4 separate regions of the Homo sapiens genome follow, and all the other regions are linked to region 2. Evidence: chromatin contacts called from ENCODE Hi-C or POLR2A ChIA-PET data. All regions are on one chromosome and are shown on one strand. The core of a region is the stretch at or near the end of the contact, and the rest is flanking DNA. Distances in the headings are between cores, read along the strand shown. Region 1 holds the start of RNF181 (ring finger protein 181). Region 2 overlaps POLR1A (RNA polymerase I subunit A). Region 3 holds the start of GNLY (granulysin). Region 4 overlaps ATOH8 (atonal bHLH transcription factor 8).

Region 1 (3,061 bases), core at 1-2,500, 440 kb after region 2:
ACAGAAAGAAGCTTGAGTACTGGGCCCAGGGCACGGTGAGAGCTAGAAGAAGAGAAGCAGTACCTTGCTTAGCCAGGGCAGAATGCAGCTGGAATGGAAAAGGTGATGGCAAGGCATCTCAATGGCAGTCTCCTCCTCCTCAAATTCCAAAAGACACACGGGGCACTTGAGCTCTTTAGGAAGGAGTGCTGATCAGGAGAGCTGCTACAGGCTCTGCCTCCCAAGCTCCCACTCCTGAAGGACACTTGCCCCCACCTGACCTGGAAAACTGAAGGACCAGACCACAGTCTGGCTTGGGGAAGGGGTGGGTCTGGCCCAAATAGCAGAAAGAATCAGTGTCCTCACCAGCCTGAGAGCCTCTGATGACTGTCCTGGGGAGGTTCTCAACCACAGTCTTGGCAGCTGGTGGAGGCAGGTGGTGGTCCCAATCTACTACCAACCCCAAGTCTTCAAAGTCCATCCTATTGAAAAGTGACCTGGGGAAGGGGATGTAAAGTCAGAACAAAGGAAAACTATGCTTTTTCTTTGTCCCCATAATCCACTGGACATTAATAAACACGCTGCCCAGCTAGTAGGAATAATAGCTACCCTTAGTAGTTAGTAGATGCTCACTAGATAAAAAGCACGATGGGAAATAGTTTACAACTGCTATCAGACCGCCCCAGCACGTAAAGTGTTTATTCCCATTTTACACATGAGGCAACAGATTCAGAGAAGTTACTCAGGCTACGCTGAATAACCTGGTAGAGCCCAGATTCCAAGACCAAGCCAGATTCCAGGTCCAGTAACAGCAGTGCCTGCTGTTACTGATGAATATACCCACTCACAGCACACGGCCCCAACCCCGCCCCCATGCCTCACCTTCTCTGAGACCTCCCAGAGCCTGCTGTCCTTCCGCCCCCACGCCCACCACTCTCCAGCTCCAATCTTTCCCGCAATCCCCTTGCCCCAGGCCGGCCCAACGGACGGCCCAAATTATCGAGATGCTCATCCCCACACCCCTCAGTCTCGCCGCCCGTACTAACACTCCAGATTACTCATCTGTCCTCCCCAGAATCCGCTGCCCCTGGTAATCCGCCTTCTCCAGCCAGCCCCAGCCCAGAAACCTGCTGGTTGGACCCTATCCCCAAGCCCCGCGCACCCACCTTGCGAGCTCCAGCAGCATGTTGGTTCGCGTCTCCTGCTCAGGGTCCGACGGCTCGCAGTCGTGTTCATCGAAATAGGACGCCATGGCTGCCCAGCCTTCTGACACAGCCCTCGGACCCTGCTCGATAGCGGCCTAGCGGCGCTGGCCAATAAACTGACGAGCTGAGAGAGGCTGGCCAATCAGAGTATCCGAGGGACGGGCATAGTGGCTCGTTAAACAGCACGGAAAGCGGAAGTACTAATTCGGCCCCCTCTCATTGGCTTGAACAAGTCAGGTGACCAGAGACTAACGCCAATGATGGAGATCTGGCTGGTGAGGAATCATTTGTTTTGGAGTCGGAGCCAAGACTGAATTCCCGGGGATTTCTGGCGCGATCGCGTCCAAGTGTCTGGTGTGTAAGGCTCTTCAGTCTGCCCTGAAGCTCAGAGGGCTTCGACAGTACAGATGCTAGAGGCCTCTGCGAGCAAAGGCGGCGCTGGCCCAGGGGTTCAGGTTCCTGCGAGCGTTGGCCCATGGCGCTTCCGGATGCGCTGTCCGGATCCCCGCCGGACACTTCTGCCCCCGCGGCCCTCTAGTTGGTTCACCAGTTTGCGTTTGATTCCTGCGCATTTCTTATGTGTTAGGCATAATAATAAAGGGTGGGGCAAGCCTCCCCAACTGAGAGAGATCTCTTTGCCGGAGAACCTGGGGCCTCAACCAGCTCATGGGACTGTTACCTTCAGCCCGTTGCTATCCCTAGCTTCTGTAAAACTGCTGGCTTGTACTAAGACCTTTTCATTCCTGGCTACACATGAATTCCCAGAGGAGAGAATGGGCGCGGAGGAGCTTTAGAAACACCCGTGTCTGATACCTTCGAAGATTCTGATTTAACTGATCTGTGGTGGGGCCTGGGCAATGGCACTTGTATAAATTATGCAGGTGAAGCAGGTTTAAGAACCACTGCACTCAATGATTTGGATGATAGGTACTATTTAGCATCTAGAACTGTTAGTCTGATGTATGTTTTACACGCTCGATCATCCCCTCAATAGACCCAGGAGCTAAGCGTCATTATGCCCTTTTTACCTCAGAAGTGGCTTGCCCAAATTTGCAGTCTGTAAGTGGTGTTGCAGACCAGCTGCAGGGCCAAGTGCTTTCCTCCATCTTTCCCAAGAGAGGAAGACGCTAATGCGCTCAGTAAAACTAACACGCTCTGTAAGGGGTGAAGCTCCACACAACTCAGGCTTATTCTGGTTTCTGTCAGTAGCGCTCACTTTACCCAGCAAGGAACTGCTTATTTTACACACTTGACCCTGAATTCCCCTTGCCACTCACACCTGAGTTTGAACTGCAGCTAAGTAGCCCAGGCAGAGGCTGCCCTGTTTCCACAGTCTTGGTGTGGCTTTATTTCCTTCTTCCATGCCTTTGCCCAATGATCTTTGCTATGGCCCTGAAGGCACTGCCTCCCTGGCCTATATGGCCCTGTAGCTTTGAAAAGCCTGAATTCAGGCTGGACATGGTGGCTCACGCCTGCAATCCCAGCACTAAAGGCAAGAGAATTGCTTGAGCCCAGGAGTTCGAGACCAGCCTCGGCAACATAGACCCCGTCGAAAGAGGGAGGGAGAGAAGACACAGGAGAGACCCCGTCGAAAAAGGAAGGAAGGGAGGGAGGGAGATGGGAATACCAAGGAGTGCTTTAAGGTCCCCATCTCTTGCTGTCACTTCCCCCATCTGCAGTCTGATGTAAAGCTTGAGGTAGATAGAATGTGGAAAGAGAAATTGAGGAGTGGGAAGTGTTCAGAGGGGAAACCATTTATCTGAAGGTGAGAGCCTTATGAAAAATTTTTTGGGCCAGGCGCGGTGGCTCATGCCTGCAATTCTAGCACTTCGGAAGGCCGAGGCAGGTGGATCACCTGAGGTGAAGAGTTCAAGACC
Region 2 (3,026 bases), core at 15-2,514:
AGAAAGAAAACAAGCTTCCCACCCCCTACGTTTTTTTCTTTCTTGGGTCACTTGTTTACTTGCCTTTGCTTTTATATAATTGAGGTCTCCTGACTTTTAAACATCAGCAACTAATTCATGTGTTTTTAAAAGCCCAGTAAGGCCCAGATGGTTCTCATCTGTTGCAGGATCTGGCCACAGGCCACTGACCACTGCCTCTAATCTAGACCAGTTCTTGGTCTTCTGGGAGCTGCTCAGATAGAGAAGCAATGACAGAGCAGAAGCAGAAAGCTCCCTGCACTCAGCCATCCCACAAACACATACTGAGCCATGCCCATTCGTCGCTGAGTCACGGGGGCAGGCGTGGGCAACACAGTACGACTTTTCTGCCCTCAGCCCTCTGCCCTCTCACCTTATGGGGCCTGGCCTCGAGCCAGCCCTCTGTGCAGGTGGCATTTGGGATGGTGGGTCTTGGGGTGGAGGAGCTTGGATGTGAACTCAGTCCTTTGGACGGGGGTCACTGGCCAGGTGCTTCCTGCCCCAGTTCACGAGCCCTGGGTGAAGTTGTTGTTGGCTGGGCCTCAGGAGCACCTGCGTTGGTGCCAGCCTGGGCTGAGAACATTCCTTCTGTCGAGTGGTCCTCTGTGCTATCTGGGCACTGGGCAGAGTGGCAGGGGAGTGCTGTGTGCACCCGCCTGCCAGCTCCTTAATTAACAGCGAGGAACATAACTACCAAGTGCAGGGGGCGTTTGTGCTGGCCTGGCAGTGGTTTTCTGGGAAATGGGAATTCAGATTTCATGGCCTCTAGAGAATAACTAAGGGTGGACGGAGTTAGATGTTTTGCCCCAGTTCTGTTCACAGGAGGCCCAGGCCAGCCCAGCAGGTAGGTCGGCATGAGGCTGGCGCCAGCCCATGCTGGGGTTCTTTTTACTTATATTACCTCATGGAATTGAAAATAGGAAATCACTTTTTAAGACTTCTTCCTGATGAGGGACAGCCCTGGCTTGTTCCCAGCCGTGAAGTACTTTTTCAACTCCTCCCTGTGTTTTGCTTGTGAACTTGAAAATCTGTGATAAATAAAGCCATGCGCAGTAGCTTTTGGTGGAGGTGGCCTCAAGGACTCAGCAGAATGGGGCTGAGGGGTTAGGCAGAGCTAAAAGATGGGGCAGTGGATGAGCTGGGTGCGGTCTGGACTCCCTTTGTCAGGCCCCAGGCAGCAGAGCAGCTGTGTTCAGGCCTCTGGCCGCCCACAGGAAATGGGAGGAAGTGTGAGTGCACTTTCAAAAGAGCAGCCAACCCCCAAGAAGCTTTTTCTCCTTCCTTTCTCCCATCCCTCCCCCTTCCTTCCTCTCTGCCACCCTCTTTTTCTTTCTCTTTGCCCCCACCCTCCCTTCTCCCAGCTGTGGAGTCATGAGACCCTTGACAGAGCCTGGAGAAAAACAGCACGAGACAGATGGTTCCCTAGGTAGAGATATACAAGCGTAGAAGGCCCCCCAGATCTCTGCACTGGCACCCATCACATGGGCTGTTTGTGTAAATTGTCTGGCAGGTGGCAGGGGAGATGAAGTGGAAAGAGCACTGAGCTAGGAGTTAGGGGCTGTAAGTTTTGGCCTCCGGTCCCCAGCCATGAAAAGACCCAGCTGACAGTCTGTAATTGTAGCTTCTGTGAATCTGACTTTCCAAACAGCAGGTGGTGGAGCTGTTGCCAGGCGCGTTCAGAAACCGCCAGGGGTCATGTGCTCTGTTTGTAATTATTTACGTGGGACGGGAGGCTTCTCTGCCCCTGCCCCTCCTGTTCCCTTTCTGTTGCTACATTCAGGTGAGCTGCACAACCTTGAGAAGGCAGTCACTGTGGGCCGTTAGTTCCCCTGCTCTTGGCAAAACCATAGAAGGGCAAATTGCACCTCCAGGAAAACTGGCACACTGGTCACATGCCTACCACTTACTCACCAGCCATTCATTCTGCCTTCTCACCTCCTTCCCTCCTACGTTCTCCACAAGTCCTGGTCACCAAAAGAGGCAGGGAAGGCAGAAGGCATCCCCAACTGGGGGAATCAGGGAGGGCTTCTTGGAGGAGTTACAGCTGCTGAGGCCTGGCCTTGAAGGATGAGTACAGCTTCAGTAGGTAGATATTGGCCAGGGAAGTTACTGGCAGAGTGAGCCGCTCAAGCAAAGGCCCAAAGGGTGCACAGGGTGGAGGGAGCAGATGGGCAGTTAGAGTTGAGGCCAGATGTGAAATGCTGGGGGCAAAAGCATCAGAGCCGTGACATTGCCACAAGTTGAGACAGGCTGGGGCGCCCAGCTGAGGGAAGCAGCCCTGTGTGTGGCAGCAGCTGAGCCCCGCACCCCCACTCCGCCTCATTCCATCTCCTCTGCTCTGCACAGTAGCCTCGGGTGCAGAGTGAGAGTGATCCCATGTTGCAGATGAGATCAAGGCCCTCCTCTCCAGTCTGTGGCAGGTCAGGACTTTAACCTGAACCTGTCCTTACAGAAACATCTCTCCCACCCCCTCTTTCCAGTGGGATTGTATCTTTCTAAAGTCAAGCCCGGCCTTCTCTCATCTGGCTATCCTGTTCCTGTCCCCAGTGCCTGGTAAACAAGCTCTTCTCTGGATTAATGGATGAGGGGGCTTTTTTTTCTGCCAAGGGCAAACCACGTACACCTTTAAAAAGTTAAAAAATAATATTGGGGTCTGGGTGCAGTGGCTTACCCTTGTAATTCCAGCACTTTGGGAGGCCAAGGCAGGTGGATCACCTGAGGTCAGGAGTCCACAATCAGCCTGGCCAACATGGTGAAACCCCGTTTCTACTAAAAATAGAAAAATTAGTCGGGCATGGTGGTGCATGCCTGTAATCCCAGCTACTCAGAAGGCTGAGGCATGAGAATCGTTTGAATCCGGGAGGCGGAGGTTGCAGTGAGCCGAGGTCGCACCACTGCACTCCAGCCTGGGGGATAGAGAGACTCCATCTCGGGACGGTGGGGGGAACTAATAATAATAATATTAGGGAAGATGAGTGGCATTCTTTTGTTTTTAATGAGCAAAATAG
Region 3 (3,420 bases), core at 579-3,078, 340 kb after region 2:
CCCTTCTAGGAAGCCCTCCCCCAGGATCACTGTGCAAGGTGCCCCCGGGCTCCCCGATCCCCGACCTGGTCACAGGCTGGCCCCTCCATTGAGCAGCAGACAGGAGGCTCTGTAGCCCCTTGGCCTCACCTGGGTGGGCTTATCCACCATCTTCTTCAGTTTTTGGACTATCGTCAGACAGGTCCTGTAGTCACGGCCCAGCTCCTGTGTTTTGGTCAACAGGTCACCCTGTCAGGAAAGAAAGCCCTTATGATGGTCTCTCAGACACTCTGGGAGCGCGTGAAAGTGCCCAGGAAAGGGGCCCTTTGTGTTTCTGAGGCCGGCAGGAATGTCCGTGATCTCTTCCCAGAGCGTGGATACACTGAAGGCCTGAACTGGCTGCCTGGCCCCTGCCCACCCTTTTGCTTGTCTTAGAGGCTCTGAGACACCCCAGAAACAGCCTCCCACACCCCCAGTACTTTCCCAGCCCTGCACTTGCCCCTCTCCTATTGAGGAACTCCCAGGGGAGTCTGCCTATTTGGGTTCTGCAGCCCCAGGCTCCTTGGAGGGTGAGACCCCAGAGGATCCTCCTGGAGGAGTCTGCCAGATACCTGTAGCCCTCCTGGCCAGACATGAATTCAACAAAACCAGCATCGTCAGAAACAGCCCAGCCTCCACTCCCACCTCCTGACCATTAGAGAGCTCCAGACCTCACCCCAGGAGCCACCAGGGAGGAGGGAAAGGAGAGGGACTGTGGCAGGTGAGCAGAGAGCCAACACGTACCTGGGGGCCCTCCTGGGCCAGGCACGGGCAGGATTTCTCCTCATCACGCAGGTGGGCTCTTGCCAGGTCGTAGTACTCAGGGCTCAGACGAGAGAAGACCAGACCTGAGGAAGACCAGACTTCAGCTTCCCCTCCGCAGGCGGAAGGAGAGGGAAAGCCCGTTCTCCTGGCTGGTGGGAGTCCAGGAGGTGACCAGGGCCTAGGACAGGAGCTGGGCCTTGCAGGGGGCCAGGATACCTGTCCACATGCTTTGCCCTGGAGCCGCTCTGACCCACTCTCAGCACAAACACGTGTTCTCACGTTCCTTCTAGAAAGCCAGGAGGGCGAGACTCTCTCTTCTCCTCTGTTCCCCCAGCAACACAGATTTGGGGGTCGGTTTGTCTAGAAACTTCCCTCAATCTCCTTTCAAGGGATTTTCTTTTTTTACCTTCCATCCAGATGGCCCAGCCAAATCCACTCTCCCTTCCAGAAGTGTTCTTGCCCTTGGGGCTCACACTGACCTCAAGGCCTGGGAGAGAGCAGGGTGCAGGGGGCAGGAAGTCTGCCTTGAACACAGAAGAGATCTTGTTCTCTCACCAGCCCCGCACAATCCTAGACAGTGTAGGCCCGAGGAAACGCAGATCCACCGATGAGGGCCAATGGCCTTCACCACGCAGATGCGGAGGCAGGGGCTTGGGAGGGAAAGGGGGGTCTCAGGCCACACAGTGTGGCCAGTAGAGTTAGGACCAGAATCCCTGGCCTGTCTCTCCTCCTTGGCCAGGCCAGTGACAGGCTGGGCAGCACACTGGACTAAGCCTGGCTCTGAGGGGAGGCCAGGCCTCCATGACGGGGGAGAAGGCCGGGGGGAGGCAGGGGCACCTGGGTGCCCACAGAGTCCAAGCTCCAGGTTCAGCCAGCCTGAGAGTGCGAGGCTGGGTGGGCCATCAGGATCGATCCCGAGGGGAAGGCCTTACCTGGGTTGCCCAGGAGCATGGCTGCAAGGAGCAGGAGGGCCCAGGTAGCCATGGTGGGGCAGCCGCTGAGATGCCTTTCACACCCTGTTTTATGGGCAGGGAGCCTGCAGCTTAATCTTTCTCAGGTCCTGCCCTTTTTGTATGTCATCTCCCCCGTGTCACTGGGTTTACCACAGATACAAATACCAGTGTGTGAAGAAGCAGCTCAGGGCAGTGGTAGCCCACAGGGTCCATGCCACACCCCACTCCCACACAACTAGAATGTGGGGTTGCTGGAGGCCAGCAGCTGCCAGGATGCCTGGGATGTGCCGATGGAGGGAGAAACCCCTTAGTACAAGTACGTTCCAGATATTGCATGGGACATACTTATACTAAAAGTATAAGTGAGTCATCTCACTTGACCCAAAAACTATTTTTAAACAGCTTTTTAATTTAACAATATACCACGAACATCTTTCCACATTTGTAAATGTAGATCTTCTTCATCATTTCCCCTGGTTGCCTAATGGTTCCCTTTACACATGAACCATAGCTGGGGTCCTGTAACTCTGGGACTCGTGTCCCCTGTGGTACTTCGGCTTGAAGAGCAGAGGCTGGGAAGCCTCTCCAAGGGCTCACCCAGTAGTCAAGTTGAGTGATGTGAGGGCCTTCTTCAGACAGGGTGCCTCAGCATCTCAAAAAGGCAGCTGTAGCTCCTCCAGGCTACAAGGCCTGTTCACGTGGAAAATGGAAAGAGTGAAGCTGAAAGAGGTGGTACCTGTATAGGAAAAACATCTTTCCCAGGGACCCTCAGCCTCCATCTCATTGATCTGAACTGTGTCACATGATGACCCTGGCTGCAAAGGGCAATAGGAAGGGAGTCTTTTGCTGGACCTTCACTGACACTTTGCTTTTTGTTGTTGTTGTTTGTTTTTGTTTTGTTTTTCTTTTTTGAGACAGAGTTTCACTCTTGTCACCCAAGCTGAAGTGCAGTGGTGTGATCTTGGCTGATTGCAACCTCCACCTCCGGGTTCAAGTGATTCTCCTGTCTCAGCCTCCTGAGTAGCTGGGATTACAGGTGCACGCCACCATGCCCTGCTAATTTGTGTGTTTTTAGTAGAGACAGGGTTTCACCATGTTGGCCAGGCTGGTCTTGAACTCCTGACCTCAGGTGATCCGCCTGCCTCGGCCTCCCAAAGTGTTAGGATTACAGGCATCAGCCACCGCACCTGGCCTTCATTGACACTTCGAACAAAATTGATATCCTGCTAGGGAGGATGAGGGAATGGGAATCGTATAGGCAATGGCAGTGTCAGCTACCGCAGGACTTTTTTTTTTTTTTTCTGATACAAGTTCTTGCTCTGTACCTCAGGCTAGAGTGCAGTGGTGCAATCACAGATCACTGCAGCCTCAACCGCCCAGGCTCCAACAATCCCCCCACCTCAGCCTCCCAAGTAGATGAGACCACAGGTGCTTGCCACTACCACCCCTGCTGATTTTAAAATTTTTGGTAGAGATGGGTCTCCATATGTTGTCCAGGCTGGTCTCGAACTCCTGGACTCAAGCGATCCTCCCAGCCTCCAAAGTGCTGGGATTATAGGCATGAGCAACCACGCACGGCTTTGCAGGACTTTTTGATAAGGAAACATATTTCAGGAAGAATTGGTAGGACTTTGTACCTATATGATTACAAGAAAGAAAGAAGAGAGAGGAGGCAAAGGTTTTA
Region 4 (3,187 bases), core at 119-2,618, 260 kb after region 2:
AAACTGTGATAAACATCAATATTTGGTCCTGCCAGAGCTGCCATCTCTCTAACTGGAAGTGGGAGGAAAGCTGAGAGGAGGGCAAGAGGAATGAGGTGCAGGAGCCTGTGTAAAGATGAAATGCAAAAAGCCCTCCAAAGCCCCAAATGTGAGGCTTTTGCAAAGCCGGCCACCCACAGCCGTGTCAATGACGGGCTTTTTCCACTGCTGGGGTGAGGGGCTGCTGGGGCTTCTGGATCTGGGGAGGCAGCCCATGGAAAATGGGTGCAAAGAACTGAGAAAGGAAAGGGGAAACTCCCAGTACCCTGCCACTGACCTGTGTCCCCCCATCACATCACCACTGTCTGACACATGGCAGCCCCAGGCCCAACTCAGCTCCTCCCTCAGTGTCCAGGGGCTGTGAGGAAAGCAGCCCAGCCTTGCCCTTCTCTCCTTTCCTCCCCAGGGCTGGCTTCCAGTTGCCGGCCCTGCCCCAGGACCCCACAGCCCCTGACAGGCCACCCAGTGACTGCTCCCAGGAGGTGCCCAGGTTCCAGGCAGACATATCCCAGAAGGCTTTGGCGGCAGCAGCCAGTTCTTAAAAAAGGCTTCATGTCATGCTGCAGTCAGCGGCAGAGCCGAGGCACCGGCGTATTTATGAATGTGATTGTCCTCCCAGAACATCTCCGTGAAGCTCTCTGATGAGCTGATGGGGGTCTCTGCATGGTGTCCGGTCTCCCAGACCCTCCCTCTGAGGAGACATTGTTCTCGTCTGTGTGCATGGGGTTTATTCAGGGTGACGGCGGAATGACTCTGCCATGGCGCTGCCTGTTTTGAGCCTCAACACTGAGATGCGCTCCCAAGCACCTTCTTGCTCCCATGTCCCCTCCAGCTGTTTTCTTAGGAAAATAGTCACTTTCAACCATCCCCAGTGACAACAGCCTTGAGAAAGAAAAGTTCCGCAGTGTCAGGAGCACTAATGAGGTGGCCTTCGGGCTCGCAGAGGAGGAAGAAAAGTCACAACTGATGTGAGAAGAGGAAGAAACAACATTAAAAGAAAACGGGAAAAAAATAAAAACCAGAGATAAAAAGTCAAGAGAAAACAGCGGCGCCTGAGAAACAAGAATTCCAGCCGCCAACTTTTACGGCGTCCAGTCCTGTTATTCATAAGCGAGTTTCCTCTCTCACAAAGAACCTTTTGCACGGTTTTCCCTGCTGCCTCCAAACCAGCTGCTCGCGCTGTTGTATCCTGAGTGATGATGAGGCTCTGAAAGGGTTTTTTGGGAACAGATGGCCAGGGGAGAGCTGGGGAATGTGCCAGCAGAGGGCCGGGCGGGCTGCCAAGGCCTGTGGTGACTGAGTGCTTGGGCTTCCAGCTCGCGTGCTTTCCCTGCCCTCTGCCCTCCGTGGCGCCAGCAGGCCTTCCCAGCGAGCGCTCGGAACATCTGGAGTCTGGGGCTGCCAGGAGGGGGGGCCGCGGCGGCCGGGCGGGGGACCCTCTGTTCCAGCGGAGCTCCCATGGACTCACCAGCAGGCCCGCCTCGCAGAACAGCTAATCAAAACCACAGCGCCCGAATGGGAACCAGGCGCGCTCCCAGCTGCAGCCAAAGGCCGCCAGGCGACTTAACCTGGTGTCAGTCCTCGCCGGCGGCACAAAGCTGGGGGTGCCCGCAGCTGATGACACCTCCCTGCCCAACCCACCCCTCGCTACCACCAGGGCCACCACCAGCAGGCTCTTGGCTCCCCACAGCTAAATGGAGCCTGCACTGCGCTGCAGCCGGGCTGCTTACATAAGAGCTGTTGCTCTGGGCAAGGGACGGCACCAGGCACTTGCTGGGGGCCTCCTGGGCACAGGCCACTGTGCTGGGCAGTGTGCGAGCTTCAGGCAGCGGGCTGGCCTCAGGACTGAAGAGCTCAGAACTCAGAACCAAAGAGATAAAACAGGTTGGAAACTGAGCTCTGCCACTTCCTGGCCATGTGGCCCCAGGCAAGTTACGCCCTTCTCCTGGCCTCAGTCTTCCATCTGTGCAATGAGGGAAGTGGTCCCAACTTTGGGGTTAGTATAACACGGGGTAGAGATAATGTGAGTGGGATGCCCATAAGGGGACACAATGGCACTCACCACATGGTTGATGTGCTTGGTGGTGGCAGTGGTCTGCTGCAGTGCCGATTAGCATTATTATATGACCACATGTTATGCATGTTTCTTGGTATGACTCCCTCTACTTTGACATCCGAGGATTTCTGGATGGGCTGCAGGCTGCACCCTATGCTAAGGGTGCAGGACCAGGGGTTTGAGCTGAAGTGCTAGAGGGGAAAGAATCTCTCACTCAGAAAGGTTGGTCCTTCCCCATCTGCCTTTTGGCTGGTCGGTCATTCATCCACCCTGGCACTGCCCTTTTCTGAGCTGTTCCTTCCCGGGGTTCCAATTAAGTTGTTACCTTGTAGCTATAAATTCATGAGATTTCCTCTCTGGCACTCACCGGGAACACCAGCCCTTTCTCATATGGGGTCTTGTTTAATCCTTTCAGCAAGGCAGCAAGGCAGATTTGTGTGCTTTCACTTTACAGATGAGAGGACTGGGGATCAGAGAGGTCAAATAACATGCCCAAGGCCACAGAGCGAGAGTGACAGTGCCAGGACTCAAATCCAGGTCTCCAGCCCCAGAACTCTGCACTTTGCCTACTTCACAGTTTTGCTGAGGGCCGCCATAGCGTGCGTTCCTGTGCCTTAAATGATAGCACTACAGAGCACCAGAAAGAACCACAGCGTTCTCTGGGGTTAGCCCCCACCCTACACAGACACCCCTTCTCCAGCGTCCCGAGAGCCACTGAGCCTCCACAGGGGCTTCCAGAGGGGAATCTTGGCTCAGAGGTGCCCCAGGGGGTTCTCTGCATTCCCCAGTGTGGTCAGTTAGGGCATCAGAGGGGACTTCCCACGTCTCAGAGACCTTCTGAGCAGGAAGAGCTGGTTTTTCTCCCTAGGTCAGAGATCCTGAGTTTTCATTCATTCTCAGTGTGTTGGGGAGAAGGGTGGGGTCTGGGAGCGCATGTTGAGGGTGGGGAGCAATTTGGAAAAAGAGAGAGGAGGAGGAAAGGGGCAGAGAGTGTGAAAAGAGGGAGGAAGCGGCACCCCAGCCTTTCCCTGCGCCTCGCCTCGAGACCACCCGGGGAACCTCAGAGGCACGGTCCACGTTCAGGGAAAGCCA

What was found. A loop is a pair of places that touch in the nucleus more often than their neighbours do. ChIA-PET counts read pairs that join two places held with the same protein, here RNA polymerase II (POLR2A). Pooled maps may share reads with other maps.
Region 1: a loop to region 2 is called in a pooled map, with 4 times the contacts of the local background. The contact joins the promoter of RNF181 here to the enhancer-like site in region 2. A Hi-C loop is called at or near these places in 5 of 50 pooled maps. POLR2A ChIA-PET finds 5 or more read pairs at or near these places in 2 of 52 experiments (AG04449 and naive thymus-derived CD8-positive, alpha-beta T cell).
Region 3: a loop to region 2 is called in a map of natural killer cell, with 3 times the contacts of the local background. The contact joins the promoter of GNLY here to the enhancer-like site in region 2. A Hi-C loop is called at or near these places in 3 of 168 maps with a recorded cell type or tissue (endothelial cell of hepatic sinusoid, naive thymus-derived CD4-positive, alpha-beta T cell and natural killer cell), 2 of 37 single-sample maps with no recorded cell type and 7 of 50 pooled maps.
Region 4: a map of endothelial cell of umbilical vein shows a loop between it and region 2 (6-fold over the local background). The contact joins two enhancer-like sites. A Hi-C loop is called at or near these places in 1 of 168 maps with a recorded cell type or tissue (endothelial cell of umbilical vein) and 4 of 50 pooled maps. POLR2A ChIA-PET finds 5 or more read pairs at or near these places in 1 of 52 experiments (AG04450).

Annotation. Positions count from the first base shown.
Region 1 is chr2:85,593,934-85,596,994 of GRCh38, reverse strand. RNF181 (ring finger protein 181) reads right to left here and starts at 1,250. Exons shown (of 5, transcript NM_016494.4): 1 at 1,146-1,250; 2 at 346-476; 3 at 64-173. The coding sequence starts at 1,231. RefSeq lists a silencer at 1,219-1,358.
Region 2 is chr2:86,034,814-86,037,839 of GRCh38, reverse strand. The region is part of intron 27 of POLR1A (RNA polymerase I subunit A); the gene reads left to right. Among named protein-coding and RNA genes, the nearest start is that of POLR1A, 70 kb to the left of the region's middle. RefSeq lists a silencer at 1,142-1,191 and an enhancer at 1,862-1,921. Within about 2 kb of position 1,264, at least 36 of the 41 ENCODE cell types and tissues checked have a DNase peak (open chromatin) inside an H3K27ac peak, as active enhancers do; they include natural killer cell, where a contact is called at or near this core.
Region 3 is chr2:85,692,766-85,696,185 of GRCh38, reverse strand. It overlaps GNLY (granulysin), which reads right to left and starts at 1,828. Exons shown (of 5, transcript NM_006433.5): 1 at 1,716-1,828; 2 at 763-866; 3 at 130-228. The coding sequence starts at 1,767.
Region 4 is chr2:85,770,677-85,773,863 of GRCh38, reverse strand. All of the region lies in intron 2 of ATOH8 (atonal bHLH transcription factor 8), which reads right to left. Among named protein-coding and RNA genes, the nearest start is that of MIR6071, 11 kb to the left of the region's middle. RefSeq lists an enhancer at 1-3,187. Within about 2 kb of position 1,368, at least 23 of the 41 ENCODE cell types and tissues checked have a DNase peak (open chromatin) inside an H3K27ac peak, as active enhancers do.